Linked DNA regions of Homo sapiens: region 1 is linked to region 2. Evidence: chromatin loops called from intact Hi-C (ENCODE). Cell type or tissue: mammary epithelial cell. All regions are shown on one strand. Each heading gives the region's core, and the rest is flanking DNA. Links, peaks and the distances in the headings are about the cores only.

What was found. A loop is a pair of places that touch in the nucleus more often than their neighbours do. Peaks named below come from ENCODE experiments on the same cell type or tissue, not always from the same donor. Only the 100,000 strongest peaks of a DNase experiment are listed, where the experiment ranks them.
Region 1: a loop joins it to region 2, with 2.8 times the contacts of the local background. A loop is called at or near these places in 2 of 110 quality-filtered maps.

What each region holds. Positions count from the first base shown.
Region 1 is chr15:51,113,810-51,130,348 of GRCh38, forward strand. All of the region lies in intron 1 of MIR4713HG (MIR4713 host gene), which reads left to right. Among named protein-coding and RNA genes, the nearest start is that of TNFAIP8L3, 27 kb to the left of the region's middle. RefSeq lists an enhancer at 7,343-7,637. In mammary epithelial cell, for the core only: a CTCF peak has its summit at 7,534; DNase peaks (open chromatin) are centred at 3,692 and 7,502; H3K27ac peaks cover 1,570 bases.
Region 2 is chr15:51,000,300-51,015,476 of GRCh38, forward strand. AP4E1 (adaptor related protein complex 4 subunit epsilon 1) reads left to right here. Exons shown (of 21, transcript NM_007347.5): 20 at 727-884; 21 at 2,203-5,596. The coding sequence ends at 2,363. Among named protein-coding and RNA genes, the nearest start is that of MIR4713HG, 30 kb to the right of the region's middle. RefSeq lists a silencer at 3,925-4,170. In mammary epithelial cell, for the core only: no CTCF peak of the experiment used is centred there; a DNase peak (open chromatin) is centred at 4,002; H3K27ac peaks cover 1,557 bases.

The DNA of each region.
Region 1 (16,539 bases), core at 3,130-11,129, 120 kb after region 2:
CCATTACACGACCTGCAGGGCCCACCAGTCTGGGCCCACCTCTCCAGCATCAGTCCAGCCTCCCTCAGATCAGCCACGCCAACCTGTTTTCAGTGCCATGGGTGCCCCTGTGGTGTTTGCACAAACTGTTACCTCTGCCTGTAACACTCTACATGCCCTGCTACCTGGTGAAACCCTTTGGATCTCTGCTTACCCGCCCAGCTAGACATCACTCCCTCTGGGATATATTCCTGATGCCCTAGGCTACCGCATAGGGTGCTGGCATGGAAAATTTTTGCTGAAGTTAATAATAATAATAGTCCCTAAGTCGAGGGCTTCCCTCGCTGACTGTATTGCCAGCCCTGCTTTCCAGACAAGCCATTTTGCCCAAAGTTCTATCCCAAGTCTCTGACACAAGCCTGGCAGATCATAGGTGCCCAGTAATTATGTGCTGAATAAATGAGTGAATGAATGAATGAACAGGGTGCCAAAGGGATGTTTCCATGTGAAAACAGATCTCACGATGTTTCATCTGGAAAAGAGACAACATGCAGGGGCAGGGAGGCTGTGCATGATCACTACCTGAGGTTGCTATGAGAGATGCTGGAGGATTAGAAATGAGGTGCACAAAGCCTGGGACCCAGTAAGCTTTCATGGAAGAACACTTCCCCACCCCCGTACCCATCTCCTCATTCCTTCTCCCACTACCCTCCCTGAGTGCATTGAATGAGGGGCAGGAAACACAGAGGTCAGAGAAGCAGGTTTCTGGCCCTGAAAGAAGTTTTGAACAGACCGTTCTGGAAATGAAACTGGATCCTTGTGATGGTGACATCCCTGCCCTGCATCATATGATGTTGAAACAGGGGTGCCATGTGCCAGAAGAGGTGGGCAAGGGAAAAGACCAGATGGCCCTTAGGTTTCCTTCTCTCTCCAAGAAGATGATTCAATTATGTCATCTTTTCATAAAAATCTTCTTTTGTTGCCTTGATTTAAAATAGGTGTAGGGATGCTGCAAATTTAAATGTGAGAGAAATCTCAGGAAAATTATGTTACTAGGAAACCAAAAAGGTTTGGCATTCTTTCAAGAGGAATTTCTATTCTGTCACCATGTATTGTTCCTGAGGTCCTGCCAAACCGAATTCTTTATATGCGGCAAAGTCTTCTTTGGGCTGGATTCCCTCCAAAAATGGCCAAGGCTCACATCTCTGAGCGCCAAAAGCTACTTGTTGGTTATGGCCTTTCTTGCCCTTTTAGGAATTAAAGCCTAAGGCAGGGTTTTAAAGTAAGCTTCTTATTCCAAGCAAGAGTGTGGATTTATTCTGGACATTTGGGCTCTGTCAATAAAACATATAAAATTTCTCCACATTGGCACTATGGCATTTTGGGGCAGGTGGTTCTTTGTTGTTGGGAGCTGCCCTTTGCATTGTATGATGCTGTGGCAGCATGTTTGGCCTCTACCAACTAGATACCAGTAGTACCTCCCCACTTGTGACAACCCAAAATGTCTCCATATATTGCCAAATGTCTCCTGGGGAAGCAAAATCAACCCTGATTGGGAGCCACTGATCTAAATAAAAAGAATGGAAGTAAGTTGTGTAGATGTTCAGTTAGTCTAGGTAACTAACCAAATCGCACCTGGAACCCAGCTTTTCTGACCTCATAACTTGGGCCTAGGAGGTAGGACCTTGATGTGATTAAGATCAAGGACCCAAAGTCAAATGACCTGCATGCATATCCTGGGCTTACTATCTCAAATTCTCAATCTTTGTGAGCTTTAGCTTCTTCATCTGTGAGATGGGCCGATAATTGTACTTATCCTACTGGGTGGTCAAGAGAATTAAATGAGATACTGTTTGCAAAGACTTATCATACCACCTTAGTAAGGCTACAAGTCTTGTGACCTATTATTGTTTGTGACAAAAACTCTGTAGGCCAAAAAAGATAATCTATTCTTTGACAAATAACTTAAATACCTGCATGCATTCCATATTGGACAGCATAGGCTAACTGCTATAACAAACAACCCTGATGTTTAAGCGGCTGAACACAATAAAAGTTTATTTTTCACCCACCCACTAGTCCATCACAGGTGTTTCTCATAGGGCTGCTCTCTGGGAGGCTCAGTCCCAAAAAGTGAGTCAGGAGTCCAGGCTCTTTCCATCTTGTGGCCCTGTCTCCTTTAGGATCTTTCCTAAAGCATGAATGTTCTGTGCAAATTGAAAGAATTCTGAAGTCAAATAAATTTGAGAAATAATACGCTAATGAACTCTTTCTTGGAAATTCAAAGTGCCATTAGCATATGAAGGACTCTGATAAGTTCTGCAGTAAAGAAACCTGTTGGGCTTTGTTTAACCCAGTGTTTATTAAAAAGTTAAACTTCTGGGCCAAATGCAGTGGCTCACACCTGTAATCTCAGCACTTTGGGAGGTCGAGGCGGGTGGATAATTTGAGGTCAGGAGTTCAAGACTAATTTGCCCAACATTGTGAGACCCTGTCTCTACTAAGAATACAAAAATTAGCTGGACATGGTGGCGTGCACCTGTAATCCCAGCTACTCGGGAGGTTGAGATAGGACAATCGCTTGAACCTGGGAGGTGGAGGTTGCGGTAAACCGAGATCGCGCCACCGCTCCCTCCAGCCTGGGCAACAGAGTGAGACACCATCTCAAAAAAAAAAAAGTTAAACTTCTGTGGGTATTGACTTCCCCTGCTATTTAAAAATGCTGTCCTATCGGCTATTAACATCTCCATGGGACAAGCACCCTGTGGGAAATCTGCATGTTGGTTTTGAGCAGAGGAATGACATGGTCAGACCTGTGTTTCAGGAAGGGAATTTCAGAGACAAATATAAAGTAGCTTGTAAAGACAAGTAATTGGACCCAGAAGGTGGCCTCTGTCACAATCTAAGCAAGTGATGGCCTGGCTGGTTCAGTACCCTTTGCACCCTGCTTTTTAAATCTTATTCTGCACACTTTTTCATATCTATTCATATGATTAGACATCATCATTTTAATGGCTTCATGGCATTCCATTTTATGGGTATATTATAAAGAGACTAATACAGAATTATGTTCCTTACAATACATGATTTTTAAAGTTTTAAAAGCTAACTGGGGTTACATGCCCTCAGGACAAGACACATAAACACATTTTGTAGACAGAAAAAAAAAAAAGAAAAGAAAGCAGCTCCATGTTCTGGTGTCATCTTGGAAAATAACTCCATTGTTCAGTTGTTTCTACTATGGTTCCTTTAGGAGCTGTTTGTTCTCCTTTTTATATCTAAACATACTTTCTGCAGAATCATTCTCTGAAAAAACACCCTGTGTAATTTACTTTCAAATAAAAATACGCTTCCTCCTGATATGAGACATTCAGAAGAACCCAATGGCATTACTATGTGATGCTAAAAGGGCATAATCGGAATCTAATGATGATGAAACATCAGAGAAAGCCAAATCTGGGATATTCTACAAAATAACTAGTTATTCTTGCAACTTTTCTATAAGTCTGAAATTATGCCTAAGATAAAATAAATTTTAACGAGAATACAAACATAAACTCTTTCATTTTTATTCCTCTCAGAAGACCTAGACATGCAGCTTGAAGTGTTTGGATGTGGTTGACTGGTGACTCATTAACCTTGAGAAAAATCACAGAAATTTAGCTTTCCTTGTCAGTATTGCCAATAATTCACCATCTTTGGTGTCAGCCCTGATGACACACAATCTTTCAGCTCACCATTCTCTCATGCTTGCCCTCCTCTCACTGAACCTGTCCATCCAGCCATTGGCTCCCAATCATAAAAACACTGCATCATGCCCATATCTACCTGACTATGGTTTTGCATGTACCTGTCTAGGATTCTCTCTGTGTTGATCATAACAGTCAGGATTTTGGAGAATACTCAACATCTCTGGGTCAGATCAATAATTGTAGACATTTTCTTAAGACGCTATTTTTTCCTCATACCCCATCTTACAGTGATGAGATAAAATATATTTAGACTTGAATATTCCCTTCTCTCCTTTTGATTAGGAGAATGTTGTCTTTATACCTCAACTCTTGCTCCCTATATCTCATCCCTTCCCCGACTCCCCAACCCCAGTTAGGAGTGCTTTCATTTGTCTGAAGGGTTCCAGGACTTTTGCGACACAGAAAGGTTGGAACAGAGAGGTTAGAGTGGAAGGGGAACAGCTTAGCCCAAAAATTGAAGTTGATTTTTATAATAAAGTGCAGGAAGAGAGGAGAAAACGAAAGAAGTGAAGGAGGCGATTAGGCATATAGCAAATAAAAGATTATGGAGTAGTGTGTTTGGAGGAGGAGGGGGAAAAACAGGGATTGAAGAAGAATTGCTGGGAGCTATGCATTGGAGAGATGGAAGTAAAAGACAGGAATTTTTCTTCTTTTTGGTTGATTTTCACTGTTTGGATTGTGTTTTTTATTGTTACTCCATATAAAGCCTGGACACATGGATCTGGGATTTATAATGGTTATGTTATTCCCAATCTTTCAGTAGCTTCCTATTGCCTATAAAATAACTTGCAAGCTCTTTAATCTTGTCATTCAAACCCTGTACTCCATGTCCAATCTGGCTCTTTGCAACCTTCCATTTCTTGTAGGAACCCTTTCCTCCAACGAAATTGGCTGACTTCCCATGCTCCCAATATGCCATGTGGTGTGCTCACTCTGTGCCTCTGCTCACCTTCCCCCCATTTGCAGTCTGGCTTAGAAGTCTTTCTTCTCCTTAAAAACTCCCTTCCTAGAACTAGAAATACCATTTGACCCAGCCATCCCATTACTGGGTATATACCCAAATGACTATAAATCATGCTGCTATAAAGACACATGCACACGTATGTTTATTGTGGCATTATTCACAATAGCAAAGACTTGGAACCAACCCAAATGTCCAACAATGATAGACTGGATTAAGAAAATGTGGCACATATACACCATGGAATACTATGCAGCCATAAAAAATGATGAGTTCACGTCCTTTGTAGGGACATGGATGAAATTGGAAATCATCATTCTCAGTAAACTATCGCAAGAACAAAAAACCAAACACCGCATATTCTCACTCATAGGTGGGAATTGAACAATGAGATCACATGGACACAGGAAGGGGAATATCACACTCTGGGGACTGTGGTGGGGTGGGGGGAGGGGGGAGGGATAGCATTGGGAGATATACCTAATGCTAGATGACGAGTTAGTGGGTGCAGCGCACCAGCACGGCACATGTATACATATGTAACTAACCTGCACAATGTGCACATGTACCCTAAAACTTAAAGTACAATTAAAAAAACAAAAAACAAAACAAAAAAAAAACTCCCTTCCCTGGAAGCCTAGGCCTTTCCAGTGTCTCATTCCTTTGTACTTCTATAGCACTTCTTGTACATCTCGCCCTGTAGTTCTCATTCCACCATCTCTTCTCATTAGTCACCTTTTCTTTGTGTGTGACTGGCCTCCCACTGGCTTGATAAGCTCCCTGAGGGCAGAAATGCCTCCCCTGTAGTGTCTAGCTCAGTGGCTGTGGCTGGTAGGCTGCAAACCCTTCTGTGATCTTAGTGGCTATGCCGTCTGACTAAACCACTTCCCACACCCTGAGTCTGGTAGCCAGAGGCTTTCTTAGCTCTATTCTCCCTGTTGAGTGAGCCAAGCACTACCTACACGGCAGCCCCTTCCAGACCTTTGATTTAGTTTAGGAAATTCTAGCAGATATTTGTAAGCAAATTCTGCTCCTCTCCCACATAGTTGTGCCATTGGCCGAGAATTTCACTCATTTTATTTGCAGATTCCACCTTTAAGAAGGTTAATATCATCTCTTCCCATGTATTAGATATGCTGGACCCAGACCACAGGGCTTCAAACACATGATCTGTACTCTAAGGCATTGTGTGCTTGAGATCTGCTTCTATTCATGACATCTTCGGTCCTTATTTATAAATATTCTTCTTTATTAAGGCATTTGAGGTCTATTAAGTACTCCCTATATTTAAAGATAATATTTTATAGCAACTTTTAAAAAAATCAATGTGTCAATATGTTGCTGTGTTATAAATTCCTCCTTTACCTCCTGGAGTCACAGCTATTCCTCGATGTCTTATTCTCCATCTTTGGGCTACTTAGCTTTAAGATTTTTCTGGACTACTTATTTTCCTGCACCAGAAGCTTCAAATGGTTTCCAAGTCAACAAAGGAAAAGTCTTAACTTTGCTTATCTCTCTCCATATCATCCCTCCCTGTTACTCCTGCCTGCCCTTCTCTTTATAATAGGAAAGAAGACAAAGTTTGTTTGTTTTTTTTTCCAGAATATATCTGTGCTGAGAGCAGAACAGACTCATCCAGCTAGGATCTTTCCAATCCTGGGATATTTTCTCAGTGAATTTAGTTCCCTCCCTCCCTTCCTAACTTTTCGAGAAGCAGCCCTTCAGTTAACATGGATCCATCACCTCTATCGGCTTTGTGACCAAAACCCTCTGAGCTGCCCTCTCCTCATTGGTAAGACAGGGACACGACCTTCTTCCCTGGGTAGCTCTAAAGATTAAATGAGATATGACATAATCTAATAATCTAAACTATATAATCAAATGCCTAGTATGGTGCTTGACATAAGGAAGGAGTTGAAGAGATGTGAGGTCTTTTCTCTGTAGGGAAGAAGAAATTTCTTTCCTCATCCATCAATAGGTTCATGCCTGAGACCTTTATAACAAAAGGCAGATTAACAAAAGAAAAGCATACACATTTATTTAATATGAGTTTCATGTGACACTGGAGCCTTCAGAAATAAAGACTCAAAGAAACAGAGGAAACTATATTTTTATGGACAGTCATGCAGAAGTATGATTGGAGGACAGAAGGGTGTGATTTACTGGTAATAAACTGGGGGGAACTTACCATGGCCTGTTTGTTCAGATGCTTCTCTGTGTCTCTGTGTGACATTTCTTTCCTCCAGGTATAAGGAGGATGTCTCTGGAATGAGGCTTTTATGACCTACTTTTAGAAGATTAGAGAATTCTTTCATGGCCTGCATCAGGAGAGGAGGGTGGGAGAAGGCCAGGGAGACCTTCCTGCCACTGCTGTTTTCTCAAATGCCAAGGTGCCATATCTTGGGGTAGTATGTCCTGACCCCCATCATCCCCCTCGTTCTACCTAAACAATACCTTAGAACAGTGGCCCTCAAACTAGGGTTACAAGAAACAAATGGGGTCCTTGAACAAAATCAGATTCCAGGGTCCCATACCTAGAGAGTCTGACTTAGTGGATCTGAATGAGGCCAAGGAATCTGGCTTGTTCGTCAGGCCATGATTCTAATACAGGTGGTTAGTAGATCACGCTGTGAGAGACCCTGCTTTAGAATCATAAAAGTATACAAAGATAGAGCTGGAAGAGACTCTAAAATATTTCATCCTACACCTACTCCCCATTCTGCTGGAGACAGACTGAGGTTAGGTGACTCACCCAAGGTCACAGAGGGAGGCAGTGCAGGGCTAAAACAGGAACTCATGTTCCCTGACTCACAGGGTGACTTGGACTACACCAGGCGATCACCTCTTCTTTATCAGGAAACAATGCCTCTCCTGGCTCAAGCTGAGGTTGCCCTGAGCAACTCCTTGGCAGTGGCTTAAGCTCTCAGCCTTCTTAGTCAAAAGTCCTTCTAGAAACTGTTTTCTGTAAGGATTACTCCTGTATAGCAGCCTACACATCCTTTCCATAGCCTTGTTGAGTGTGTCTTCAGATTAGGAAAAAATTTCTTCAATTATTTCTTTGATTATAGTGGATACTTTTCTGCTCTTTAATATTTTCTTCCAGCATCCTTATTAATTGAAGATTGAAATAATTTTTACTGGCAAAACATTTCTTTGTTCAATTTTGATTGTTTTATTATAAAACACAAATATGGAAAATGTAAAACAAAAGAAATGATAGCTTAGAGGATTGTTATAAGGCAAACATCATTCTAACCTCCTCCCAAGTGAAAAAACAGAATTCTGCCAGCTACCCTAGAAGCCCTTTCATGGGCCCTGTTCCAATGATGACCTCCTCCATCCCTCCAAAAGTAACCATGATCTTGACTTTTATGGTAACCACTTCCTTGCATATCTTTACAGTTTTATCACTCCAATTGTGCATCCCTAGACACTCAAGTTTAATTTTGCTCCTTAAAGAAATCTGATATGTCTTTTAAATCTCTTTCAAACTGCAGATTCCCCTCCATCTCTTTCTTCTTCTGACAGTTTATCTTTTGAAAAACCTGTTCCATTTGACATATGGAGATTTTGATAGTCATGGTTTTGCAAATTGCATTCTTGCGGTGAAATTCAATGTTTCTCCATCCTGTATATTTCCTACAAATTGGCAGCTGTATCCAGAGGTTTGATTGAACCTATATTTGATCCCTTTAACTGGATTGTTAGTGGTGTGTGTTTTTTCATTAGGAGGCTCATAATGTCTGTTTTTCACTTTTTTATCTTATATTAGCAGCCATTGGTGTTTGATGTCTAGATCCAGTAATTCACTGGAGGGTTGTAAGATGGTGATATACTTTTATGTCTTTTTCACTTATTTACTGGAATAATTTTATACAAAAAGACCCCCTCCTCCATCTACTATTAAGATACCTAGCAGTATAGTTTATATAAGAAAGGCAAAACAAATTCTTTAGTCTTTTATGTACCCAGTTTTCAAAATGACCAGCAGGCTCTCTGTCATCCTCTGAAGATGAGTATTATTTTTTCTTAATGTAATTAATTATGAACCATATTTGATTGGTTTCAGTCCATTGTAATGTTTATCCTTATTGAAACTCAAAATGCCCATATTTGGCCAAAGATGATTCCTCAGTCCTTTGACATGAACCTCATAGACTTTGATAGCTTCCTTGCTGTCTGGCATGACAAGGTGTCTGGCATGACAAGGCCTTGTAAGGCTTATTGCGTGTATTTTCTGCCCCAGAACAAAAACAGACCATTTCTCCAAGAAATTGGAGGTGATACTTCAAGTCCTCAATTCTGGGGGCTATATTGGCCATTGGGTCATTATTTATGTCTTTACAGTAGGCAGAGGTAGAAAAATGCACACACACACACACACCCACACACACACACACTTATTTAAAGATAAAACAGCTTGTGATTTCATTTGATGTTCCAAATTCAAAACAAATTAAAGAAAAATTTAAACACATTTTTGTTTTAGGATAATTTTAGATTTATAAAAAAGTTGCAAATGTACTCTGTATGCTTATGGAATAAAATGTTGAAATGTTTGATAATAATCAGGTTTTCTTTTCCTTATAAGTCATTTGCTCTTTTGCCTAGATGCCAAAGCATTGTTTTCCTTTTTTAAAAATTAGAGTCCAGTCATTTTACTATGGTATTCTGTTCCTTTGCTTTAGTTTTTATCTTTAGGCACTTCTATTATCAATTTGTTGGATCTTCTTTGATATCTTCAATATTTGTTTTTTTCCTGTCAAATTCTTTTTGTCTGTTTTTTTAAATTTAATAATTATTTTTTTCTTTTCTCCATCTATTTTTCTTGAGGAATTATTTATTGTGTCTGTTTGCTCTGGTGGTACTTGAATATATAAAAATATATTTATATAGATATGAAACCTTTCACTTTTATTTATTTATTTTAAATTTTATTTCATTTTATTTTAAGTTCTGGGATACATGTGCAGGACGTGCAGGTTGTTACATAGGTAAATGTGTGCCATGGTGGTTTGCTTCACTTATCAATCTGTCACCTAGGTATTAAGCCTAGCATGCATTAGCTATTTATCCTGATGTTCTTCCTCCTCCTGCCCCCCTGACAGGCCCCAGTGTGTGTTGTTCCCCTCCCCGTGTCCATGTGTTCTCATTGTTCAGCTCCCACTTATAAGTGAGAACATGTGGTATGTGGTTTTCTGTTCCTGTGTTAGTTTGCTGAAGATAATGGCTTCCAGCCCCATCCACGTCCCTCCGAAGCACATGAACTCATTTCTTTTTATGACTGCATAGTATTCCATGGTGCATATGTACCACATTTTCTTCATCCAGTCTATCATTGATGGGCATTTTACATATAAAATATATTTTATATTACATAACTTATGCAATATAATTATATAAATAAATACAATTACATATTTTACATATAAAATATATTATATATACAAATATTTAACCATAAATATATACTGTATAAATATGAAATGTTTTTCTTATTTTAAAAATTCTTTTACATCTGTCACTTCTTTCTTTTTTTAGAGCCAGGGTCTCACTCTCTCCCCAAGCTGGAGTTCAGTGGCACAATCATAGCTCACTACAGCTCAAACTCCTGGGCTCAAGCAATCATCCTGCCTTGGCCTCCTAAAGTGCTGGGATTACAGGTGTGAGCCTGCACTTGGCCTTAAAATTCTTATTCATGTTATTCTTTCATATCTTGTATCATTTTCTTAATGTTCCTAGTCTTGTTTTGAAATTGTATATAACAGCTCAGATATTTAAAGTACATTTTTCTGGTATGCTTTTATTTTCTAGAAAGAAGCCATTTTGCTCATCTTTTTAATATAGTAACCGTGGATGGGATTTGACATTGATACTTATCTTTTGCCCATTTTTATATGAATTTAGTTTGTCTGAACTTTGAGAAGGAGACTTGGTTCAGATAGCTTGTCTAATTCGCTTTTCTAACTTCTTTGTTTTCAGGTGGTTTTAAAACATATGGCAGCCTGCTTTCTGAGATTTACTAGCTGTGTTCCCTTCCTTGCATCTATCTGAGCTGCTCTTCAACTCTTTTGACCCTGTCCTGCTTTATTTTTACTCTACTACAAGCAGTTTCTTTTCAGTGTGGAACTGAGTTATTTTGTCCTGGAAGGAAACCCTGGCTGTCAATTTAGAGCATTCCCAGGGCCTCTGGCTGCTCCAGCCTCTTTAGTCCTTACCCCAATATATGACTGGGCACAGCCTCTCCCAGTTTTTGCCTCAGTTGACCCACCAGGCTTCCCAGTGAATATCTGTTGGCTCTCTGGGGGTTCTCTCAGGTCCATCAGAAGCCCTGATGCTGCCCTCTGCTTCTTCTCTGCACATATCCATAACTCACAGATCTGTGGTTGTTGGTGGCTTGTTTCATCTGCTTATGTTTTGGGCTTCCTTGGGACCCCTTGCCACTTAGTTTTGTTGGAAATGTTGTTTATGGGTTTCAGTTTTGTTATCTATTTGCTCTATTTTATGCAAGGGTTCAGGAAGATCCCCAGCCTGCCAGCCTGCCACTGCTGTTGCCAACTTTCCAGAATCTGTTAACTGGTTTTGAAGTTTGTTTTCTTGGTTCTGAAATTTCTCATATTTAAATATGTGGTGGAACCAGAATTAGCACTAATATCACTTATTAATAGACTCAGTTTCAGTTTTCTCACTTGTAAAATACATGTGTTTATAATCCTTCCCAATTTACTTCATCCATTAATTCACTTGTTCAGTCAGTGACCTTTAGTGAGCATCTAGATGCTGGTGAATGAGATAGAATGTGCCTCAAAGGAGTTCACTCAGTGGGGATTAATAATAATATTTAATATTTATAGAGTGTTTACCAGATTCTGGGTTTTATGTGAAGCATCTTGCATATATTATTTATTTATTTATTTATTTTGGAAACAGGGTCTTACTCTGTTGCCCAGGCTGGAGTGCAGTGGCATGATCTCGGCTCACTGCAACCTCCACCTCCTGGGTTCAAGCAATTCTGCCTCAGCCTCCCGAGTAGCTGGGATTACAGGTGTGCACCACCATGCCTGGTTAACTTTTGTATTTTTTGGTAGAGACGAGGTTTCACTGTGTTGGCCAGGCTGGTCTTGAACTCCTGGCCTCAAGTGATCCTCCTGCCTCAGCCTCCCAAAGTGCTGGGATTACAGGCATGAGCCATTGCACCTGGTCTGCATATATTATTTAATTTAATCCTCACAACAACTCTCTAAGATAGGTACTATTATTATGTCCATTTATCAGATGGGGAAACAGAGGAGTAATTTGACTGCTCTGTCAAATATACTCAACACATGTTCATTAAGGCATATGCATATAGTTCTGAGCAAAAATATACAAAGGTTTTTCCCATATATTTCTTATCATTTAGTTGGGGAAATAGACATAAATCCTCAAATCACTCAAATAATATGTAATCACAATAATGATAATTGCCTCATCTATTCACTTTCGTTTTCTTGGTAGCACAATCCTACTTTTTAGTTGTCATTTGAGTGAAAGACACATTCTCAGCATCTCTTGCAGCTAGTTACGGGCATGTGACTACGTTCTGGTCCATGAGCCAGAGGAATGGAACAATCGGAGTGTCTCTTTAAAGGAGAGGAGTTTTGTCTGATCTTCCTTCCTGGGGCTTAGAATGCTAATAATATGTTGGTTGGGATTTCCACAGGCATTGAGCCATAAGTGATTCTGGAAGCCTCCTGTTAGGATGGTGGAGTGGGGAGTAAGAAGGAGCCTGGCCTGGGTTTCCTACTTCTGGACTTCTGGTTATGTGAGAGGAACATATACTTCTTTCTGTTTAAACCACTGTAGGTGGGTTTCTATTAAATGCAGCCAAACCTAATCTTGACTGAGTACCCTTCACTGATACCATTGAAGAGGTGCCAGGGGAGCAGCAGTTAGGGAGAATTACCTGACCAGGTCAGAGAAAGTTTTTCTGAAGAAGTGATGGCCAAGCTGCATCTTAAGGAAGATCAGGAGGTAACTGTTTGAGTGGGAGCCTGGGATGGTGTAAAAAACCTTTTGACAAAGGAATGATTTGTACAGGGTTTTGTGGTGGGAGGGAGGGAGTGTGGCAAATTGAAAGAACTCCAAAAAGGTCAAAGAGTAGCTGGATCTCGACTGAGAGAGAGGGTGGTACTCACGGTGGCTGGAGAAATGAGTTTTATCTTTTTCCTAAGAGCAATGGAAAGCCATGAAGTATGTTGAGGAGGGATGAGAACCCATCATCCCTTGTTAAAAAAAGACTTCATTTTTGACAATGTCATTGTGGCTGCTGTGTGGAGAAAAATTGGTGGGGCAAGAATGTGTGTGGGGAGGCCAGTAGTCCAGGTGAGAGATGATAAACTAGGTTGGCAGGATGGAGCTGGAGAGAAGCGAGCAGGTTGCGGAAATATTTAGAAGACACAGTAACGTCTTCTAAAATAATGAACTGGAAATGGGGATAGGAGGGAGAGGAAGTTGCCTGCACTGCTTGTGGGTTTCTGTCTGGTGTAACAGGATGAAGGTTGTGCTAAAATCAGGGGAGAGGCTGGTTTGGATGATGAGATCATGAAATCAGATTTGGTCTTAATGGGCATGAGGTATTAGTATTCATTTGCTCAGCCTGCTGTGACAAAGTACTACAAACAGAGTGACTTCAAACAACAGAAGTTTATTCTTTCACAGTTCTGGAGGCTAGAAGTTTGAAATCAAATGTCTGCAGGGCCGTGCTCCCTCTGAAGACTCTAGAGGAGGACTCTTCTTTGCCTCTTCCTGGCTTTTGGCGGCTGGTGGGAATCCTTGGCGTTCCTTGGCTTGCAGCTGTGTCACTCCACTCTCAGCCTCTTTCACCACACGGTGTTCTCCCTGTGTGTTGGTGTCTTCTTTTCTTTTTATAAGGACATTGGCCCTGTTAGATTTAGGTCCCACCCTAATAAGTATGATTTCATATTCACTCGTTAGAACTACAAAGACCCTATTTCCAATTAAGGTCACATTCACAGGGACCTGAGGTTAGTACTTCAACATATCTTTTTGGGAGGCATAATTCAAGCCACAACAGTGCCTTTGCACTATCTAAGTGGAGTGGCAAGTGATCAGTAGTCTGTATGGAACAGTAGAGACAGGGCTGTGGAGAGAAGGGAAGACAGCAAGAAACAAATGGTGACAATGCAGTGTGGAAGATGCTGAGATAGGTATATAAAGAAAATGTAAGTGGAGGACTAGGATGCGGGGCTGTGGGGGAGAGGATAGAGGGGAGCCACACATAAGATGTTCACATCAAATCCCCTGCTGAGTAGGATCCTCCCAGGAAGACAAGGAGCAATGCAGGCCTGAGCATGAAGACTTGAGCATCATGGGTAGGCAGGGGACAGTACAGTCTCCAGTGTGGCCAGACTGTAGGGTGTGGAGTGGCAGTGGAGGGGCCCTGGGTCTTGAGGGATTTGGGGTTTGTGCTAAAGGCTCCACATGTAACCCTAAAGGCAAAGGTGAGCTGCTGAGTGGTTCCAGTGGGATCCATGAGAACAGATCTGGATTTTAAACAAAGGAGAACAGATCTGGATTTTAAACAAAGGCTAGCCAGCTCGTGTTGCAAATGGCTGATGAGGTTTTGGCAGAGGTTTGGTGTGTATGGAAGGGCACCTTATCCCACACGTTCCTGACTCTGATTCCTGACACTCATGCCCACCTCAGGCTTGCTGACCATTTGGCCTGGAGGCCATACAAGAGTTTTGGCTTTGTTTATCCATCTCACCCCTCCCCTTAGGAGGAAGAGGGTTTTCCACAGTCATGGGGTGGTGGTGGAAGTGGAAGAGGGGCCAGACATGAACAAGGTGATTCGCATGAAAGCACTCTTTAAACCAGAAGCCTTTCATTCAAATCTGGTTGTAGAGTCAGCTAGACCTGGGTGCACTTTTGTTTTTTAAAGCAGCTTTATTGATATCATTTCCATACCATAAAGTTCACCTGTTTAAAGTGTGTAATTCAGTGGTTTTTTTGTATGCCCACATTGCACAAGCATAACCGTAAACTAATTTTAGAACATTTTCATCATCTTCAATGAAACCCCATACCTGGAGGCACATTCTGCCTCCACCCTTCCACAACTTTGTAACTATGGGCAGCTTAGCCTTTCTGAGCCTCAGTTTCCTCGTCTTGTAGGAACAACATGTTACTGGGAACAGTATCATACAATTTTATGGGCTTATTTAAAGATTGAATGAGAGAGCAAATAATACTTTTAACACAGTGCCTGGCACGGGGTAGGCCCTCAATACACTTCATTTTCCTGAATTAATGTTGGCAGTTGCTTTTCTGTGGATTAGTCAGGAATCCCCCTGAGCAGTTATTCATGAGTCAATGTCACTGCATCCAAACCTCATCTGGAGAGCTCATAGTCCTTATGCATTTACACACACACACAGACACACACGCTAACACACCACACCTCCCACATGCATGCACAAAAATGTTAATACAAGACAGATAACTAAGCAAGCTTTGAGAGAAGTTCTGGAATTATCCTATGCTTGTAAAGCTAACTGCTCTTTAAATATATCTATCTGTATCTGTATCTATATATCTCATGTAATGAATGTCTATAATTTGCATTTTGAAGTGAAAGGGCTTAGTGTCTGATGGCGTCCAGCAGAGCTATCACAGGCAAAATTGTAAATTAGGCAAGGTTGTATTTTAGGTTAATATATATTTAGGTAATATTTAGTTAAATAGTTCAAGGTTATGTTATTATCCTTGAGTTAATAATTTCTTGGGCCAGTCCCATGCACCAGGTTTAGGATGAAATATTTTACATGTATCTTTATCTTTGCCTTGACCCTGAAAGCTAGGTAGGTATTCCTATCACAATGCAGGAATTATTATCACTTCCATTTTGTAGGAGAGGGGAAAGGAGGCCTAGAGAAATTAAGTTACTTACCCCAGGGCACACCTGAGGAAGTGGAGAAGACTGGGTATGGGCTCAGAACCTCCCACACAATACTGGGCTAACCCAGCTTCAGTTTAGGCTATTTCCAGGTGTCGCTAGGAATCTACTTTTAGGAGGCAGGTTAGGTTACTCCCAGAGTTGCTTCCATTGTGGCAGGGGCTGCCACTTTAATATCCTAAGCAATACTCTCCAATCCTGGGATGCAGCAGAATAACCCCAGGGAGCTTTAATAAGATCGAGATTTCCTGGCTCCACTCCAGACTGCTTGCAGCAGAATTTTCTAGGGTGGATCTTAGAATCTGTACTTGTAAACAGCTCCCCAGAAACCATTTTACACGGAAAATATAGAGGCTATAAAATGCAGGCATACAAGAAAATATAAACATTTTACAATTTAAATTTTACTGCAAGCACAGTCATTACACAAATGACAGTTGGCGGAAACAGTTGTAACACATATGGCAGGTGGTGGGTGTGTTAGTTAGATTGGCTCTGTTGTACATATAAACCCATTACACCCTATGGTTTAGCACAATAGAATTGAATTTCTCACTCATATCAAGTCCATGATGGGTGATCCTGTTTGGCAGGCAGCCCTCCTCCAGGCAGAGATTCAGGAACCTGGGCTCTTTCTATTGTGTGCACCGCCATCTTTAATATGTGGCTTCCAAGATCCTTGTGGAAGGGAAATTAGTAGGTAGGCTCACAAGTGGGTAGTTTTGTGGGCCAGGCCTGGAAGGGTAATACTCCACTTCCACCCATGCTTCACTGACTAGAACTGAGACTATGGATATGCACAAGCGCAAGAGAGGCTGGGACATGTGGTCTGGCTGCTCCTATGAGGACAAAGAAACAGTTTAGGTCAACCACTAGCCAGTCTCTACCCC
Region 2 (15,177 bases), core at 1-8,000:
CCAGCTAATTTTTGTGTTTTTTGTAGAGATAGGGTTTTGCCATGTTGCTCAGGCTAGTCTCAAACTGTTGGGCTCAAGCGATCTGTCTGCCTCGGCCTCCCAAGGTGCTGGGATTAGGGACGAGGGCTACCATGCCCAGCTTTCCCCATTCTTTAAAGTCTTTTAGTAATAACATAACTGTCAGTCTATTACAGTACTGTATGCCTGTGGTGCTGATAGGATAAAATCCAGCCTTCAAAAAACTTACGTTGTGTGATTGTGGAGGTCTCCTGAACCATTTAAAAAATGTGTTTGTTAAAATTCTTTCTTTTGGTCTAATTTACTTAAGGTGCAAGATCTTTGTATTCATGTTCTTTTTCATAACTTTGATAGAGTATCCCATTATCCCCAAATTCAAAGTAAATATGAAAGAAAAGTTCTGTATTATAGTTGAATGATTTATGAAATTACTTGGTAAAATCTTACTGGAATGACTAGTAGAAAGAGAGATAACTGAGTGGTTTATTGAAATGATATTTTAAATTTAATAATATACCTGCTTTCAGTATTTTCATCAGGTTGGAGGATGATACTAACCATTTTTAGCATATTTGGTTTAAAGACATAAATCTTATGGGACCCAGATTTACAATGATTATGTTTTATTCTCATGAGGCATTTGAAATTTGTTGTTTAGAATCATTTCACTGTTTTTGACATATATCTAATTTTAAAAATTATTTTCAGACCATTAAAAATCTCAAGTGACGACTTTGGGAAACTCTGGTTATCCTTCGCAAATGATGTGAAACAAAATGTAAAAATGTCAGAATCTCAAGCTGCACTTCCTTCTGCACTAAAGACTCTGCAACAGAAACTAAGACTCCATATTATTGAGATTATAGGTTTGTAGAGTTATAAAAAGGCTATTCTGTGTTTATAGGAGCTTTCTTATAATTGGAACACAAATCAACTCTTACAAGTATCAGATTTCTCAGAGCTTTATTTCCTATTATGACTGTCTTTCAGATGAATGTGTTTTTCAGACTGTATTAAATAATTTTTTATTGGAAAATATACATACATAAAATATACCATTTTAACAATTTTTAAACATATAGTTAAGTGGCATTAAGTGTATTTACACTGTTGTGCAACTGTCACCATCATCTATCTTCAGAACTTTTTTATCCTCCTCAACTGGAACACTATACCCATTAAACACTAACTCCGCCTTTCCCCTTCCTCTCCACCTCTTGGCAACTACCATTTTACCTCTTGTCTCTATGAACTTGACTGTGTTAGGTACCTTATATAAGTGGAATCATACAATACTTGTCCCTTTGTATCTGGCTTATTTCACTGAGCATAATATCTTCAAGGTTGATCCATGTTGTAGAATGTGTCCGAATTTTAATGTGATACATTTTGTTTATCCATTCATCTGTAAATGGATACTTGGGTTACTTCCACTTTTTGGCTATGGTGAGTAATGCTGCTATGAACAAGGTTATACAAATACCTGTTTGTGTCCCTGCTTTCAGTTCTTTATTTGGTTATATACCCAGAAGTGGAATTGGTGGATTATATGATAATTTTAGATTTAATTTTTTTTTTTGAGACAGAGGCTCACTTTGTTACCCATGCTGGAGTACAGTGGTGCGATCTGAGCTCACTGCAACCTCCACCTTCCGTGTTCAAGCTATTCTCGTGCCTCAGCCTCCCGAGTAGCTAGGATTACAGGTGTGTGGCACCATGCTCAGCTAATTTTTTGTATTTTTTAGTAGAGATGGGGTTTCACCATATTGCCTAGGCAGGTCTAGAACTCCTGAGCTTAAGTGATCTGCCCGCCTCAGCCTCCCAAAGTGCTGGGATTACAGGTGTGAACTACTGCACCTGGCCTAGATTTAATTCTTTGAGAAACCACCATATCATTTTCACAGCAACTGCACCATTTTATATTCCCACCAGCAATGTACCAGGGTTCCAGTTTCTCCACGTCTTCATCATCATTTGTTATTATCTGTTTTTTTCTTTAATATTAGCCATCCTAATGTGTATGAAGTATAGTATCTCACTGTGGTTTCAATTTGCAGTCTCCTTAGTGGTTAGTGATATTGAGTATCTTTTCATGTGCTTATTAGCCATTTGTGTATCTTCTTGGAGAAATGTCTGTTTAACTCCTTTTGCATTAAATCATTTTTCACTTTTGTTTTGTTTTAGGCAATGAAGGGCTATTGGCCTGTCAGCTGCTCCCATCCATCCCCTGCTTACTGCATTGCCGAGTTCATGCAGATGTATTAGCCCTGTGGTTCAGATCCTCCTGTTCTACTCTTCCTGACTATTTACTGTATCAGTGTCAAAAGGTGATGGAGGGATCCTAGCAGAAGCCCTGCTAAATTTTACTCCATCAAGATCAATGGTTTACATAGATAAACTTATTTACCAAAGTAAAAAGAACTCATGGTACTTCTAATGAAAATGGGGATTATTACAAGTGTGGTTTATATGTTTTCTTTGTGATTCCTGGTCAAGAAAGATCCCCAAAACTGTATCCCTAACCTTTAACTCAGGATTGTACAGTATGTTTAGGTCCCTCAAAAAGTGACCTAAGCTAATGTTATAAACTGCTAATGATTTATATATCACTTAGTGTGTAGAGGGACTGAAAATATTTATTTTGTTATAAATAATTTTATAGCACGTTTACTCTAGTGCTAGCTAATTTGTAATAAAGCCAAGTCTCAGTTTTCTGCATTAAATGGAAGGGAGACATGAAATTGATAATCTCAAACTTAATTCATATTTGGCTTTGGAATGTAGTGTATGGTTTTTGGTAGGGAAGTCAATATTTTCGATTATGTTTTGCTTAGATCAGTGTTGAACTAAGTTGGCATAGCACACACTAACAGTTGTAGGAGATCCATGAGCATGCTGGATATTGAGGGGATCCAATCTGTGATCTATTTTTTATTATAGATAACTGTTACACATAATTTCAGATCGTTTGGCTGTAAAATTTGTCTGTTTTCCACTTGGAGTTATTTTAAAATTCAAAGTAAATCACTCTATTCTTATTTTGAAAACTCAGAGCCATTTTATATAGAAACAAAACCCATAAGAGCACACAGTAACAAAGCAAACAGATACAAAAATGACTTTTTAGTTATGACAAATATTTTAGTTGGTTACTACTTAGGTCCTTTTGGCAAATGAAAATTTGTGATTAGAGTATAAATGGCAAAACTATCTTTTCCTGGCCTTTGAATCCACTAGTACTTAATGGATATAGCTGAAGCAGAGACTAAGTATAACATACAGGTTCTTCAGTAAAATATATCATTTTCATGTTATAGTTATGCCTGTGTGGCCTCTGTCAGAACTATTATCAGTAAAAGAGGTTAAGCCTATATATGAATGATGGACCAAAACCTTGAGGTTGTACATTAACTGAAATAGTATTTTATAAAATCTTATGGTGCTGTGGAAAATATTTATTATTTCACCTTTTCTGACACTTCACCATGGAGACTATTCAGGTAATACAATTTTAAGTCATTGCAGTTAATACTCTGGTTAATTGGTACTGTTAATCACCCAGGTCAGGAATTCTGATTTTAGGTTATCTCATTAATCATGGCTGATAAAGAAGCTAAGGGGATTCTCCAGATCTAATAGATTTCATTAGTCATTTGTGTCGAGTATTCCTCCCTAAAAACAAAAGCAGTATTTTCTTTCTCAATTAATTTTTAAGTTATTCATTAAAAAATATATAACATCTTAATTTTATTCTTTTAAAAACATACAGTGAAGCCTTGCTACAAGAGTCATAAGTGACTGGAATTTCTTGCATAATAGGTTCCTCCTTTTGAATAGATCAGATTCATCCCCAGGCTCTCAGCAGTGTCATGATGAAATGAGTGTGCTGACTTCAGGGGTGTGGTGGACACTGGTAGCTAGCCTTATCAGCTCCCTCCTTATTCCTACCTCTGTCAGCAGCATGCCTCGCCCCTTACCTAATTCTGCTGTGACTCTGACAGAGAGGAAGTGCCTTCTCACTTTGCAAAGGAATGCAGCATGTCACAAAGGAGGTGCTCCAATTTTTTGTGTCCTTACTTCCCTATGTTTGCCTAGTTACTGAGGCTAGGTCGAGTGTGAAGCAATAGGTGTAAGATGCTGAGAGCACATGGACAGCTACCAGGGAGATCTGTTGCTTGGTTACAGGGTGTATTCATGAGTGGTAGCTGCAGTTGTCGTGAGAGACATGCTTGGCATACAGAGCTGTCTAATGGGTGGGAGACATGTAATGGTAGATTTAGGGCTGGGAGCATGATTTTGGGTCTGCCCAAAGGAACATGGTGTCACTTTTGTTCTTTCTGACCCACTAAATAAAAAGTAGTGTAACAGGGTTTCACTGGAATGTTTATTAGAAAGTTTACACTTTTTATATTTTTATGATTTTAAAAACAAACAATAATAGAAAAACAGATTTTAAGGAACTTCAGAGCAGTATATATTCTGTCTAAACTCACTGAATATTTTAAGTTGTAAATCAGGTGTCCACCAACCTTTATTTTTGCATTGCAGGAGATGTGACTGTAAAGTAGGGAGTTTTTTTTTTTGAGACAGAGTTTCACCCTTGTTGCCCAGGCTAGAGTGTAATGGTGCAATCTCCGCTCACTGCAACCTCTGCCTCCCAGGTTCAAGCGATTCTCCTGCCTCAGCCTCCCTAGTAGCTGGGATTACAGGCATGCACCACCACACCCGGCTAATTTTTTTATATTTTTAGTAGAGACAAGGTTTCTCCATGTTGGTCAGGCTGGTCTCGAACTCCCGACCTCAGGTGATCTGCCCGCCTCAGCCTCCCAAAGTGCTGGGATTACAGGCGTGAGCCACTGCGCCCGGCCAAATTATTTTTGTGGGTAGATTCATTCTCTTTACCTAATAGTCATAATTTAGTCAGTGAAGGGACAACATCTGGGGTAAGAGCTATGGAGGAGGTGCTCAGCTTTGTGAGTTTTGTGCCAGGCATCTTTGCTGAAAATGGAGATGGCAGCAAGTGTGAATCTGGGGGAATATAAGGGAAGACAGAAAAGCCTTAAGAGTAGACGGAGGAAGAAGGGTACCAGAATAGTCCCTGTGGAGGCAGGCAGATCAGAGCTCAGGGTTTGAAAGTGGGCCTGAGTAAGGGTCCTGCTAGAGAAACTGCAGATGGAAGCTGAGCAGTTACCAACTGCTAATGTGCCAAGTATACCAAGCACAGCATGTGTCCTGTAGAGGAGCATTATTTTAAACAATGTTCTACTATCATCTACCAAAATAATTGTGGTAAAAGTGTAGTATTTTATTTTTTCCTTTTATGTCAGCAATATTTTAAAATATTGATCTGTTTATCTTATATTTTTATGGATAAATGTAGTATTTGCCTCATGATTGTGAGCCACTGAGAGTGCACTGAACCTATTCACATGTCTTTAAGATGTTTTGCTGTGTTAAAATTTTAGGAGAGAAAAATACAAGTGAATAATTATTTAATAGGCATTTATTACTTTATTTTGGAGTTGAATTCTGTCATTTGAAAAAGTTCAGTAATGTAATAAATACAAAGTGATCTGCACTGTTTTTTGGTCTATGTTCTTTATTAACTAAGTAGCTGAATAATAAGTAATATTATTTAAACAATAATTTGGTAGACATCAGCTAAAAAGAGCAGGAGCAATTAGAATGGGATGAAAAGAATGATTTTTTCATTACAGCCCCCAAAGAATCTTGTCTCGTTGGCTAAAAGTAAAGATATTGCTATTTCTCTTTCTGTATGATGGTCAGAGAGAACTTTGTGGGCTTCAGACAAGTTATAGCATGGATTGTTTCTCAGGATGCCTGTCCATATCTCCTGCTTTCACCTTAGGCTGACCAGAGCATTTAAAGCAGAACATTGTTTCCATCATGCCTTCCTTTGTAGATGTCTGAAGATGCCAGAAACACAGTAAATCAATTAGAAACTTAGTGACCAAAGAATCTGAGTGTGCTGGCCATCTCTGCCTCATGTATCCTGAAACACAAAGCTAGATCAGAAATGGAGTTTAAATTCCACTGATTTGTGTCTCTTGTTGGCTACAGTGTATAAGAAGAAAAAAAACCCCTGAGACTTGAAGCTCCATCTTTGGGGCACTGAAGTCAAAAAGGAAGTTTAAATGCACCACACTCACTGTAGTAATTGAAAAGAAGGGAGCTGTTGAAGGGAGGGGTGGCCTGCAGCCCTATGGGCCAGGGTTAATGATTGCATGATAGTTACTGGTTTAGTGTATGCATAATGGGAGACTGAGCTTTTTGTGCTTAGGAACTCTCTGTGTGTGTATAGATTTTATTTTTTTTGATAGGCTCTTTTTTAAGACTTTTTGAGCAGTTTCAGGTTCAAGCAGAATCGAGAAGAACAGGTTTCCCATATACTCCCTCCTCCCACATGCATGCATAGACTCTCCCATTATGAGTATCCCCTACCAAAGTGTTATATTTGTTATAATTCATGAGCCTACCTTGACATATTGTTATCACCAAATGTTTTACATTAGTGTTCACTCATGATGTACATTCTGTGGATTTACACAGATGTATAATGACATGAATCCACTAGTGTAGTATCATACAGAGTGTGTTCACATGAATTTAGAGGATTTCTAAATCCTCTGTGCTCTGCCTGCTTATCCCTTCTGCCCTCCTGCCCCCAACCCCTGGTAACCACTTATGTTTTTTACTATCTCCATAGTTTTGCCATTTCCAGAATATCATATCTTTGGAATCATATAGTAGTAGCCTTTTTAGATTGTTCTTAATATGCATTTAAGTTTCCTCCATATCTTTTCATGGCTAACTTTTTAGCATTGAAAAATTCGTTGTGTATACCACAGCTTTTTTAATCCATTCACTTACTGAAAGACGTAGTTGCTTCTAAGTTTTGGCAATTATGAATAAAGCTGCTATAAACACTGTATACAGATTTTTGTGTAGACATGTCTTCAACTCCTTTGGACAAATACCAGGGAGCATGTTTGCTGGATCCTGTGTTAAGAGTATGTTTAGTTATGTGAGAAACTGCCAAATTGTCTTCCAAAGTGGCTGTACTATTTTGCATTCCTGCCAACAAAGAATGAGAATTCCTGTTGCTCCACATCCTTGCCAGCATTTGGTGGTGTCAGGGTTCTGGATTTTGGCCATTCTAATAGGTGTGTAGTGATATCTCATTTTAATTTGCGTTTCCCTGATGACATATGGTATTGAGCATCTTTTCATATGCTTTGTTGCCATCTGTCTGTTTGTGTGTGCGTGTGTGTGTGTGAGATGCCTGTTAAGGGCTTTAGCCCATTTTTAAATCAAGTTTTCTGATTGTTTGAGTTCTTTCTATATTTTTGGTAATATGCTCTTGTCAGATGTGTCTTTTGCAAATATTTTCTTCTGGTCTGTGGTTTATCTTTTCACTCTCTTGATAGTGTCTTTTGCAGAGCAGAGATTTTTAATTTTAGTGAAGTTCAGCTTATTAAATGTTTCTTTCATGGATTATGCCTTGATGTTATATCTAAAAGTCATTGCTAAACCCAAGGTTATCTAGATTTTTCTCCTATGATATCTTCTCGGAGTTTTACAGTTTTGCATTTTACTTTCAGGTATGTGATCCATTTTAAGTCAATTTTTGTGCAGGGTGTAAGGTCTGTGTCTAGATTCTTTTTTTTTTTTTTTTTTTTTTTTTTTTTTGCATGTGGATGTCCAGTTGTTCCAGCACCATTTCTTGAAAAGAACATCTTTTCTCCATTATATTGCCTTTGCTTCTTTGTTGGTGTGTTACTCTGTTTTTACGTTACTCTAAAGAAATAACTGAGTATTTTATAAAGAAAAGAAGTTTACTTGGCTTATGGTTCTGCAGACTGTACAGGAAGCATAGTGCTGGCATCTGCTTCTGGTGAGGCCTCAGGAAGCTTACAATCATGGTGGAATGCAAAGGGAGAGCAGCTCGTGTCTCATGGTGAGGAAGGGAGCAAGAGAGAGAGGAGGGAGGTCCCAGACTCTCTTAAACAAACAGACCTCATGTGAACTAACTGAGCAAGAACTGACTTATCACCAAGGGGATGGTGCTAAGCCATTCATGAGGGATCTGCCCCATGATCCAATCACTTCCCACCAGGCCCCACCTCCAACACTGGGAATCACATTTCAGCATGAGATTTGGAGGGGACAAGCATCCAAACCATATCAGTCAAATCAGTTGACTATGTTTATGTGGATCCATTTCTGGGCTCTCTGTTCTCTTCCACTCATCTATTTTCGTCTTTTCTTTTGCCAGTGCTACACTGCCATGATTATTCTAGCTTTATAGTAAGTCTGTAAGTCAGGTAGTGTCAGTCTTCTAACTTTGTTCTCCTTCAATATTATGTTGGCTATTCTGGGTCTTTTGCCTCTTCATATAAAATTTAGAATTAGTTTATAGATATCTACAAAATAACTTGCTGGGTTTTTTATTGGGATTGCATTGAATCTAAAGATCAAGTTGGGTAGAAGAGACATCTTTAATCAAAGATACTTTTATTTCTTCCTGCCGAATCAGTGTACCTTTTATTTCCTTTTTTGTCTTACTAAATTCACTAAGATTTCTAGTATAATGTTGAAAAGCAGGGGTGAGAGGAGATATTCTTCTCTTCTTCCTGATCTTAGTGGGAAAGCTTCTAGTTTCTCACCATTAAGTATGATGCTAGCTGTAGGATTTTTGTAGAGATTGTTTATCAAGGTGAGGAAGTTCTCTCTTCCTGATTTACTGAGATTTTAATCACGAATGGGTGTTGGATTTTGTCAGCTGCTTTTTCTTTTTCTTTTTTTTTTTTTTTTTTGAGACATAGTCTCACTCTGTTGTCCAGGCTGGAGTGCGATGGCGCGATCTCGGCTCACTGCAACATCTGCCTCCTGGGTTCAAGTGATTCTCTGCCTCAGCCTCCTGAGTAGCTGGGATTTCAGGTGCATGCCACCACGCCCAGCTAATTTTTGTATTTTTAATAGAGATGGGGTTTCACCATATTGGTCAGGCTGGTCTCGAACTCCTGACCTTGTGATCCGCCTGCCTTGGCCTCCCAAAGTGCTGAGATTACAGGTGTGAGCCATCGCGCCTGGCCTGTCAGCTGCTTTTTTCTGTATTGGTATGATCATATGATTATTCTTCTTTAGCCTGTTGACATGATGGATTACATTCATTAATTTTGATTTTTTTTTTTTTTGAGACAGAGTCTCGTTCTGTCACCTAGGCTGGAGTGCAGTGGTGCAATCTCAGCTCACTGCAACCTCCATCTTACAGGTTCAAGCAATTCTCCTGTCTCAGCCTTGTGAGTAGCTGGAACTACAGGTGCACACCACCATGCCCGGCTAATTTGTTTTTTGTATTTTTAGTAGAGATGGGGTTTCACCATGTTGGCCAGGCTGGTCTTGAACTCCTGACCCCAAGTAATCTGCCACCTAGGCCTTTGAAAGTGCTGGGATTACAGACATGAGCCACTGTGCCTGGCCTAATTCTGAATGTTGAACCAGCTTTGTATAACTGAGATAAGTCCTACTTGGTTATGGTGTATAATTCTTATTTTACATTGTTGGATTTGATTTGCTAATGCTTTGTTGAGGTTTTATACATCTATATTTATGAGAGACTGGTCTATATATTTTTTTCCTTGTAATGTCTTTGTCTAGTTTTGGCATTAAGGTAATTCTGACCTCATAGAACGAGTTAGAAAGTATTTCCTCTGTAGTTATCTCCTGGAAGAGAGCTGGTATAATTTCTTCTTTTGGTAGAAACATTTGTGAACCCACTTGGGCCTCGTGCTTTCTATTTTGGAAGTTTATTAATTATTGATTCAACTTTTTTGTAAAGATAAGCCTATTCAGGTAGTTTTTGTGTGTGTGTGAGTTTTGGCAGATTGTGTCTTTCAAGGAATGGTCCATTTCATCTAGGTTATCAAATTTGCAGGCTTAGAGTTATTCATAGTGTTCCTTGATTATCTTCTTAATGTCCATGGGATCTGTTGTGATGTCCCCTCTTTTATTTATGATATTAGTAGTTTGTGTCCTCTCTTTTTCTTATGTGTAAGTTTTTATGTCCCTTTTGCCTGACACAATAGACACTCAATAACAGTCACTCATCTATTGAATGAATAATTAAGGAGACCTGCCCACTCAAAATAAGTAACCTGGGACCAGATAATATCCAGGGATTTATATTACTAATTCTGTGGCCCTCCCAGAAGTAAAGAAATATGATCTGATCCAGTTTAAATATTTAAGTCAGCAGAAAGGGGTTCCAGTGAAAATAGCCTATGCCATTTTGTACCAGGTGGGAAAGAGGAAACATGATATCTTCATGAGACCCTTACCGGCCTGAATACTCTTTTATAAGAACATGTCATGCCTTTAAGAGATCTCTCTGCAATGCAATGTTATTACAGATAGAAATTATGATTTGGAGGAGGGATACTTTTCTGTATTATATAGTTCATAAAGTTTTATTGATCTAAAAACTTGTTCTAGGACAGAAAGTAGTAGACATCTAATTGGGGCAGTTAAAAATAGGGAACTAATGAATATGATAAGGCAGACTTACTAGCTAAATCAGCATCACTTATTCATAAAAGTAGGCGCTATGATAAAGGGAGGGACAACTACACATTAATAAGATCACTAACATCAGGAAAGTTGGGAAAGAACAGGCCTTCTGGGATAAAGCAGCAGAAAGGAGTTACTTAAAAGGAAATGTGTTTCATATGCATCACACAGGAAAATTTTTATGATAGGTACATGGATCCAAGGTAGGAAAGCACCCAAAAGGTGAATCCCAGAGAATCCTGAGAACTTATAAATATTGCGGATATGAGAAGATGGACCTGGTTGTGCAGAAAGTACAGATGATGTGGAGCATATGAGCTTCCTGGAGCATCTTTAATGCTGAAAAAATAGTGGGTCCTTGTAAGCAGTTGCAGCCAGATTGTAGGCTTTTTTCCAAGGGAGGGAATCAATTTCCGTTAGTTATTTTAAACTCTCTTCCTAAGTGGATGAGTACTTTTCCTTCCCCAAAACATTACATTGCCAATGCCACTAAATGGCTGACTTCAGGAAATTTTTCCTTGATAGGATCTGGCACATTATGTGCCAAATGGAGAGACTAGAGCCCAGAGGTTAATTGTATTTCAGTGAAAGTGCTTAGAAATATTTTAATTGCACATCTCCTCCATTCCTTATATGACAAGTAGAAAGGAGCAGAGGCAAGGCATGTACATTCTCAGGGGGAGGCATTTGATCTCTACCAAATAATTTAATGAAGGCAAGGACAAAACCAGTGACTGGAACAAGCTGGTCCTGTTAGTGATAGTTATCAAGGTATTAGAATTTATTTTCTTATTTTAGTTGATTGATTAATGGTTTATAGGGGTAAATAGTTATTGTGAATTATGGGAAAGATGAAATTATTTTGTACCCTATTATTGGACCAGTCTTCATTTACAGACATAGAATATGTATATCTTGGAACTTAGAAATTCCTAGGTTTTTATAGATAAAACATCATTTATAATTGGTTTCTCAGATGTTGCCTTTTTATTGATTCAGATTTTGTTGAAGATGATTAGAACATTGAATAGCATTCATATGTCCTATGACAGCTGCCACCATGAATAAAAGTGGCATAATTGGAAAGACCTGAATTGCAATAATTTTGTAAACTTTTTTATTACAGAAATTTCAAATACATACCAAATAAACAGTGACATAATGAACCCATGTACCATTATCCAGCTTCAACAACTATCAGCTTTCTGCTATTCTTATCATACCTCCTCACTTCCTGCCCCCACTAGATTATTTTTTGTAGTTCTTTTATTTGCATGCATTGAAATGCACAAATCTTAATTGCTTAACCTCATCAAATGGATATGCCCTTGTAACCCACAACCCTATCAAGCTGTGAAGCATTTCCATTACCCCAAGAACCTCCTCTTTTCCCTTCCAGTCAGTTCCTGTGTTCCATCATCACTCTGCTGCAAGGCAGCTACTGTTCTGTTTTTTTTTTCTACTATAGATGAGTTTTACTTGTTCTAGAACTTCATATAAATGGAAGCATTAAAAATGTACTTTTTTTTTTTTTTTTTTGGAGACAGAGTTTTGCTCTTGTCGCCCAGGCTGGAGTGCAATGGTACAATCTTGGCTCAGTGCAACCTCTGCCTCCTGGGTTCAAGCGATTCTCCTGCCTCAGCCTCCCAAGTAGCTGGGATTACAGGCGTCTGCCACCATACCTGGCTAATTTTTGTATTATTAGTAGAGATGAGGTTTCATTATGTTGGCCAGGCTGGTCTCGAACTCCTGACCTTAGGTGATCCACCCGCCTCAGCTTCCCAAATTGCTGGGATTGCAGGTGTGAGCCACCATGCCCAGCCAAGGATGTACCTTTTAAATCAAGCTCTTTTGATTAGTTAAATATTTGTTGTTGCATTTATCAACTATATGGAAAGACAGGACCTAACAGGAATGGTGTACTGAGCAGATGTGGGAACAAAATTAGATAGATACGATATTGATGGCACATGAGGAGTGTTGGTGAGATATTCCTTAGCCTGAGATGTGTCATATTGATGAGTTCACACATTTTCTCCACCCACTAATACATCTCCAGCATCTAGAACAACTTTACATGATATGAGCGCAAAACAGAAGGGGTTGAGTGACAGAAGGTAACATGATTTGGGAGAGAGATGCAAGATTGGGTATTTGTGGTCAGAGAATAGTGATCCACTTGAATTAAAGGATTCATTAAAATGTTTGTAGCAGGCTCAATCATCTCAACCTTTGATAATTTTATCACATACATATGGGATTATATTTAGCCTGACCAATTTCAAAGACTTTATTTATGTTTTTGAGACAGAGTCTTGCTTTGTTGCTCAGGGTAGATTGTAACGGATCCATCACAGCTCACTGCAGCCTTGACCTCCCAGGGTCAAGTGATCCTTCCACCTCAGCCTCCCAAGTAGCTGAGACTACAGGCATACACCATTATGCCTGGCTAATTTTTGTATTTTTTGTAGAGATGGGGTTTTGCTATGTTGCCCAGGCTGGTCTTGAACTCTGGGGCTCAAGCATTCTGACAACCTCGGCCTCCCAAAGTGCTGGGATTACAAGCCACTATGTTTGGCCAGACTTCTAAATGGTAAAGGCTTTCAAACTATATTGACTGTAACCCACAGTAAGAAGTACATTGTACATGATGACCTAGTTTACACATTATGTATATAATTGAAATTTCAAATTGCACAAAAAGTCACTTAGCTAATACTCAGTCCCATGCACTTTGATACCTTCTATTCTGATCTATTCCATTCTTTCAAAAAGCTAGTTGCAACCCATTAGATTGATTTCATGACCTATTTCATGCCCACCAAGCCCAGCTTGGATCAGCTAAACTGTAGTTGACCTGCAGACTCATGATCATGAGAACAATACTTGTTGCTATTAGCCACTGAGTTTTTCAGGTGGTTTATAGACAGCATTGTTGTAGCATTAGCTGAGATGCACATCAGAAAGTCAACATTTACTTGTTGCAGTAAGATGGACAATGGACTAGAAATAATAGCCCAGTGACTTATAATTTTGATCAAATTAGTTCTAACCTTGGACAGGTCATCTTTTCTCTCTGGGCTATAGTTTTCTGCTCTGTAAAGTGAAGAGAGAGACAGGACTGGAGTAGATCTCTCAAATCCTCACTTCTGAAGTTCAGAGTCTCAGGGCTGCTCTGAGCATATGTGATTTTCACAAATTATATGACTTCCTCTTCTAAAATTTCTTAGCTCAAGGAGATCACCCTTGTCACTACTGTAGAGTGGGGAGCAGATTCTTATATATTTCTGTAGAACAATATGGAAGAACATCAGTCCATAAAAGAACAGTAACTTAGAAAGTTTCAGCATAACCCACAAGGTCTTAGTATTCAACAGAAGCATTCTTCATGGCCAGTGCTTTCTGTGCAGGGCAACTGGCTTTCTGTCTAATCAGATAGGAAAAAATTGACTGTGTTGGCAGCTCTGATCTGCAGAAGAGCCTCCCCACTCTTTGATTCAGCACTACAGTTGTGGCAGCATCACTGTTTCCACATGCTCTTCTGTTTCCCAGCTCCTTTGGAGTTGGATTTTCATGTGATTGAGTTCCAGTCAGTTATATTCCAATAGAATGTTGGTGGAAATGATATACAGAACTTCTAGGCAAGGGCCCTAAAACATTTTACATGCCCTCACTCTTTGCTCATCAGGTTGCTGGATGGAGAGAATCCAGTTATAAAGTTTCCAAAAAGGAGACAATGGGGCTACTGGTTGGAAGAAACCTGAGTCTCTGAAAGGAGCAGTTCCTTTCCCTCTTGACCTCCCTGTACTGTAACCTGAATTAAAAACAAGTCTTTGTTGTGTTAAGCCACTGAGATTTGGGGGTTTGCTACATCAGTTAGAACTACCCTGACTAATGCATCTGCTTAGACCCATAATTTTCAATATGTTAGCCACTAGCCACATGTGGGAACTGAGCACTTGAAATGTGGCTAGTCAGAATTGAGATGTGCTCTAACTATAGAACAAACTGGATTTCAAAGACTTAGTGCACAAAAAGTAAAGTATTAATTTTATATTAATGATATTACAATTATATTTTGGATATATTAGATAAAATGTAGTACTAAAATTAGTTTCACCCATTTCTCTTTATTTTTGATGTGACCACTAGAAAATTTAAAGTTGCATGTGTGACTTGCATTATATTTGTATTGAAAAGTGCTGTCTCAGATCTGACTTTCAATCAGGATCTCAGTTTACAGTCTTCAAAGATTAAATCTAGAAAAAACATTAGTGATTGGTCTGTCTTTCTTACTACTAAACTAACCTTAAATCTGTATACTATCCTTGAATTTTAATGGCAGGTCAGAGAGAATTATTTCTGAAAAGGAAGATACTCCCTTCACTTCTGGAGGAGTTTGATATCTATCTGTTTTCTTTCTTGCCTCCCTCCTACATCTAACTTATTTTTGTTTAATTGGTGATTAATCTAATCTAGACGTGTTTTTCATCGCAGATATTACATTTTTCATCTCTAGAGGTTCCATTTGGGTCTTTTATATCTTCAGTTTTTCTCTTCATCATGTTC